Linked DNA regions of Homo sapiens: region 2 is linked to region 1. A link is a contact called in ENCODE Hi-C or POLR2A ChIA-PET data. All regions are on one chromosome and are shown on one strand. The core of a region is the stretch at or near the end of the contact, and the rest is flanking DNA. Distances in the headings are between cores, read along the strand shown.

Evidence for each region. A loop is a pair of places that touch in the nucleus more often than their neighbours do. ChIA-PET counts read pairs that join two places held with the same protein, here RNA polymerase II (POLR2A).
Region 2: a loop to region 1 is called in a map of breast epithelium, with 20 times the contacts of the local background. The contact joins the promoter of CCDC124 here to the enhancer-like site in region 1. A Hi-C loop is called at or near these places in 1 of 168 maps with a recorded cell type or tissue (breast epithelium). POLR2A ChIA-PET finds 5 or more read pairs at or near these places in 1 of 52 experiments (AG04450).

Annotation. Positions count from the first base shown.
Region 1 is chr19:16,732,645-16,735,745 of GRCh38, reverse strand. The region is part of intron 3 of NWD1 (NACHT and WD repeat domain containing 1); the gene reads right to left. Among named protein-coding and RNA genes, the nearest start is that of NWD1, 14 kb to the right of the region's middle. Within about 2 kb of position 1,630, at least 19 of the 41 ENCODE cell types and tissues checked have a DNase peak (open chromatin) inside an H3K27ac peak, as active enhancers do; they include breast epithelium, where a contact is called at or near this core.
Region 2 is chr19:17,931,675-17,934,815 of GRCh38, reverse strand. It overlaps CCDC124 (coiled-coil domain containing 124), which reads right to left and starts at 1,801. Exons shown (of 5, transcript NM_001136203.2): 1 at 1,768-1,801. RefSeq lists a silencer at 1,639-1,688 and enhancers at 1,769-1,958, 1,979-2,038, 2,185-2,723.

The DNA of each region.
Region 1 (3,101 bases), core at 381-2,880:
CGATTCTTATGCCTCAGTCTCCTGAGTAGCTGGAACTACAGGCGCACACCACCATGCCTGGCTAATTTTTTGTATTTTTAGTAGAGATAAGGTTTCACCATATTGGCCAGGCTGGTCTCGAACTCTTGACCTCAGGTGATCCACCCACCTCGGCTTCCCAAAATGCTGGGATTACAGGCATGAGCCACTGCCCCCAGACTGATTTCTTTCTTTCTTTCTTTCTTTTTTTTTTTGGTCAGGGGGACAGAGTCTTGCTCTGTCACCCAGGCTGGAGCTTAGTGGTGCACTCTCAGCTCACCACAACCTCCGCCTCCCGAGTTCAAGCAATTCTCCTGCCTCAGCCTCCCGAGTAGCTGGGATTACAGGCGTGCACCACCACGCCTGGCTAATTTTTTTGTATCTTTATTAGAGATAAAGTTTTGCTATGTTGGCCAGGCTGGTCTCAAACTCCTGATCTCAAGTGAACTGTCTGCCTCAGCCTCCCAAAATGTTAGGATTACAGGCACGAGCTACTGCACCTGTCCTCAAAGTTCATTTCATAGTTGTAACAACATAGTTGGTTGTGCTGTGGTTAGGTAAAACGTTAGGAGACACAGAGTGTGGGGTGTATGGGAACTCCGTACTGTCCATGCGTTTCCTGTAAGCCTAAATTCCAAATTCAGAAGTTTATTTATAAACATTTAGTCGGGCACGGTGGCATGTGCCTATAATCCCAGCTACTCTGGAGGCTGAAGCATGAGGATTGCTTGAACCCAGGAGTTCAAGACCAGGTTGGGCAATGTAGCAAGACCTCATCTCTAAAAAAATAAAAATTAAGAAATAAAAAAGCAAGTTAATTAAAATAAAAAAATTAGAACAGAGGCAGGGCAAAGTGGCTTACCCCTATAATCCCAGCACTATGGGAGGCTGAGGGAGGAGGATCTCTTGAGGCCGGGAGTTTGAGACCAGCCTGAACAATATAGGGAGACATTGTGTCTACAATAAATAAATAAATAAATAAATAAATAAATAGCCAGGTGTAGTGGTGTGTGCCTGTAGTCTCAGATACTTGAGAGGCTGAGACAGGAGGATCACCTGAGCCCAGAAAGCTGCAGTGAGCTGTGATTGCATGCCTGCACTCCAGCCTGGGTGACAGAGCGACACCCTGTTGCAAGAAAAACAGAAAAAGAAAAAAGAAAAAAAAAAAGAAAGAAAATCTTTTTTTTTTTTTTGAGATGGAGTCTTGCTCTATCACCCAGGCTGGAGTGCAGTGGCGCAATCTTGGCTCACTGCAAGCTCCGCCTCCCGGGTTCACGCCATTCTCCTGCCTCAGCCTCCGGAGTAGCTGGGACTACATGCCCGGCTAATTTTTTGCATTTTTTAGTAGAGATGGGGTTTCACCGTGTTAGCCAGGATGGTCTCAATCTCCTGACCTCGTGATCTGCCTGTCTCGGCCTCCCAGAGTGCTGGGATTACAGGCATGAGCCACCTCGCCCTGACAGAAAAGCTTTTTTAAAAAAGGAACTTGGCCATTTTCAAACTGTTGCTTTGAAAGCAAGGACGTGTCCACACTTGTTCACAAAGCTTTCCTTGCAAAGGAGGGTGTTTAGTTTGGCCAGCACTGGACGTACCAAGGTCTCCTTGGCAACCGCACGCTTGCAGTTCATTTGTGCCTGCTCGCCATGGGGAGGCTGGGCAGAACAGCTCAGTTCAGGTAGGCAAAGCTGACCCTGTGGAAGGCTGGGGTGACAGGGAGACAAAGACAACTCGGAACAGTCCCTGCCTCCCTGAATTCTTTAGCACCGAGAGAAAGACACATAGATTCTTAAGACAAGTGGTGAGAGGCCAGCAGTACTCAATGTGACTGGAGGAAGAAAGGGGGAGGAACAATGAGTTAGAGGAGCAGGAAAGGAAAAGGGGTCAGGAGCCAGCCTCTGGAAGGAGCTTGTGCTTCTGGAGGGACCGCCGTCTCCCGATGTGCGTGTGGAGGATGTTGACAGCATCCGCGTCAGAGGACGGGCATGGGCATTAAACAGAAAAGCTTGACCATTTCATCAGCTCTCAGTGCTGATGCTTCCATAGTGCCTTTGACATTGAACTATGTCTCATGATCAATGGTGGGCAGAGTGGAATTTCCAGCACTGCTTCTTTCTTAGTAATAAATATACAAACCATAACGATCATGCATCTTTTTCCTTTTCTTTTCTTTTTTACCCAAAGAGCCACTTGATTTTTTTTTTTTTTTTGAGACAGAATCTCATTCTGTTGCCTAGGCTGGAGTGCAGTGGCGTTATCTCGGCTCACTGCAACCACCACCTCCCAGGTTCAAGCAATTCTCCTGCCCCAGCCTCCCGAGTAGCTGGGATTACAGGTGCGTGTCACCACATCTGGGTAATTTTTGTATTTTTAGTAGAGAGGGGGTTTCACCATGTTGGCCAGGCTGGTCTCGAACTCCTGGCCTCAGGTGATCTACCCGCCTTGGCCTCCCAAAGTGCTGGGATTACAGGCATGAGCCACTTCGCCCGGCCCAGATTTTTTTTTTTTTAAAGACAGCATCCCAATCTGGCACCCAGGCTAGAGTGCAGTGGCTCCATCACAGCTCACTGCAGCCTCAAACTCCTGGGTTCAAGTGATCCTCCCACCTCAGCCTCCCCAGTAGCTGGGACTACAGGTGGGCGTCACCACACCCAGCTCATTTTTTTAATTTTATAGAGACGGGATCTTGTTATATTACCCAGACCGGTATCAAACTCCTGGCCTCCAGCAATCCTCCTGCCTTGGCCTCCCAAAGCACTGGGAATACAGGTGTTAGCCACTGTGCCCGGCCTCATCTTTTAACCAAATGGGACTTTGGTGCAATGAATCATTCTCATAAGCAGCAAGGAGGCAGCCCTCAAGTTAAGCTGAGACTCCAAAGATGTTCATCAGTTTCCACAGGGAAATGTGCAGGCAGAAACATCCCCGGTTAGCCAGGGATAGCGCTGCATGTCTGTAGTTTCAGCTCCTCAGAAGGCTGAGACAGGAGGATCCCTTGAGCCCAGAAGCTCAAGGTTGCAGTGAGCTGTGAGATCACACCACTGCACTTTTTCACTTTTTCTTTTTTTTTTTTTTTGAGATGAAGT
Region 2 (3,141 bases), core at 552-3,051, 1.2 Mb before region 1:
ACAGTGTGAGAGTACATTTATTTATTTATTTTGGAGACAGGGTCTCACTCTGTCGCCCAGGCTGGAGTGCAGTGGCGAAATCTCGGCTTACTGCAGCCTTGACCTCCTGGGCTCAAGTGATCCTCCCACCTGAGCCTCCTAAGTAGCTGGGACTATAGGTGCAGGCCACCATGCCTAGCTTTTTTTTTTTTTTTTTAAGGCAGGGTCTGACTATGTTGCCCAGGCTGGCCTTGAACTCCTGGGCTCAAGTGATCCTCCCGCCTCGGCCTTCCAAAGTGCTGGGATTACAGGCCTGAGCCACTGCGCCTGGCCCTTCGTTCCTTTTTATGGCTGAATATTCCTCCACTGCATGGATACGCCACATTTTGTTTATCCATTGTCCACAGCTAGACATTTGGGCTGTTTCCACGTTGGGGCTTTTTTTTGTTTTGAGACGGAGTTTTGCTCTTTCACCCAGGCTGGAATGCAGTGGCACAATCTCGGCTCACTGCAACCTCCACCCACCCGGTTCAAGCAATTCTCCTGTTTCAGCCTCCCAAGCAGCTAGGATTACAGGCACCTGCCACCACGCCCGGCTAATTTTTGTATTTTTATAGAGATGGGGTTTCACCATGTTGGCATGTGCCACCATGCCTATCTGATTTTTGTATTTTTAGTAGAGACGGGGTTTCACTATGTTGGCCAGGCTGGTCTCAAACTCTTGACCTCAAGTGATCCGCTTGCCTCGGCCTCTCAAAGTGCCTGGATTACAGGTGTGAGCCACAGTGCCTGGCAATTTCTGCTGTTTAAGCCACCCAGTCTGTGGTATTAGTTATGACAGCCCAAGCTGGAAATACAGACACTTTTCTCTGTGTAGTAAACACTCACTCACTTGCACACGTCATTCAATAAATATGTACTGGGCACCTAATACGTGTGCGATGCTGGGGAAAGAGGTGGCACAAATGAGCTTTCTGCCTGCATGGGACTCCCAGAGAAGAGCCAACACATGCAATCAGAGTCCTAATAAGGACACGCAGGGCGCCGGGGAAGCCCGGAGAGGGCTTCTGACCCAGCCTGGGTCAAAGGGCTTCCTAAAGGAGACATCTAAGGAAAAGTCTGAATGAGTGGGGGAGAGCGCAGCCTGCACGCGGGATGCAGGAGGTAGGCTGGAAAAGGGGGCGATTTGTATTCCAGGGAGATGGGAAGGTGTGGAGGGCGTTAGAGCCGGGAAGCCCAATCTATGGGTCACACAAGCCCTCTGGGGTTAGTGAGGAGGTGGACTCCCCAGATGGCAGGAGCTGGGAGCCCAGGCGGTACCCAGGGAGTGGCTCAGGCTGGGCGAGGGGCACACTTAGAAGCGAATCAAGACCCATGGGGATTAAGACCCCACGGATGTGAAGGTAAAATAACAGAATACAAAATTCAACAATGCCTCCTCTAAGCAGCCCTCCCGGCTATCCCTTTTGAAGTCCCCCACCACTAATCCCCCTACAAGAGGCCGGGGGAGTCCGCGCCCAACTCTGTCCCTCTCGAGACCAGAAGCTGCCTAGGGGCAGTCCGGGGCCAGGTGGCCTCGAACATGCTGTCGCGTCGGGCTTCAATCGTCTAGTCTGGAAATGGGCATCGCCCCCAACTAGGTGCGGTTCAGACTGGACGCCAGAAGTGCTCCTGCCTCCCAGCACCCCTCCTCCAGCCTTCCCAGGGGATGGTCCCAGGCCAAGCAGCCCCCGCCCCGCGCCTCTGCTCCCCGAACCCGGGTTCCGCCCGCGCCGCAGACGCTCCTACCTTCTTACCCCAGCGCCGGCCCGGTCGCGCCTCCGTGACGTCATCATGGGGCCTGCGCGCTGAGCTCCTGGCGGCGCGCACTCATTGCGCCTCAGTACCGCCGCCATTTTGGTAAAGAAAAAGATGGCTGGGCCTCGGACCCAAGCCAGGGTAGTCAGCCACTTCTTTGTCTCTTCAAAAAGAGGACACTTAATACGCCCTCATTCCCTACGCTCATTTAATATGTTGATGAACCAGGAGGGGCGGGCAGAGGCGAAAATCTAGAACATTGCCTTTACCAAGATGGCCGATGCCCGGATGAAAGATGGCAGCTGCGACTACACACGTGGTCCGGCGGCTTCAGCCTGGAGCGGCCCGGCCGCCAGAGCGCGCCCGCGGTCCATGAGGGGAGGTGGACCCAGTATAGCCCTGAGGAAGCCTCTCCGTAGCTCTTCGCAATCCCTTAACGCTTTAAAAGTGCTTTCCTAGTCCTGAGTCTCTGCGTCCCACTGGTGACGCTGGGGCGGGGCTAGGAGAGGGGAGATAAATGGGGCAGAGAAATTAACACACACCGCGCAGTCCAGGTAGGGAAACCGAGGCTCAGAGAGACCAGGAATTGAGTTTGGCCAAAATGTAACCGCGAGTAGGCTCATAACCGCGAGTAGGCTCAAATTCCGTCTCTTGCTCCTGCCAGTGCCTCTTCCTGGATTGCTGACCTGCTCCCCACTTCTGCAATATTATTTATTAATTTTATTTAGAAATTAGGTTTGAGGCGCCAATTTGTCTTAGGCACTATACTTTAGATTTTCTGCATTTACTACTTCTCGGTGTTCTCAACAGTAAAAATGGCAGTATTAGGGGTCTAAGGTTACACTGGTCCTGACTGTGGAGAGGGAAAAGCAAATGCTTTGGGGGCAGTTCAGGTAGGAGTAGTTGACCACAGAGTCCATTCCCTAAAAGGCATCCCCCCAGCGACCTTGCTGGGACCTAAATCCCAGTGCGCGATGCACCTCCCCTGCTCTAACGCCTCCCCTGGGTTCCCATTGTCCCGCAAGACTCCTCCCACCTCCCACCCCATCTCCCTTGGCTTCCCTCACCCTCCCATTAGCTCTCTGCTCAGGTCGCACCAGCCCCCTTCTTACAAATTGCCAGGCGCAGTCTTGCCTCAGGGAGTTCCCCCAGGAATTTCCCAGGTTTTTCCGTGGCCAGTTCCTTCCCTTCAGGCATGAGACAGAAAGGTCTCTGGGTGCAGGGGGCTTAAAGTCGGAAAATCACATGAAAGATTATTATCCTGGCTGGTCGCAGTGGCACATGCCTGTGATCCCAACCCTTTGGAAGGCTAAGGTGGGAGGATCGCTTGAGGCCAGGTGTTTGAAAGCAGCCTGGGCAACATTA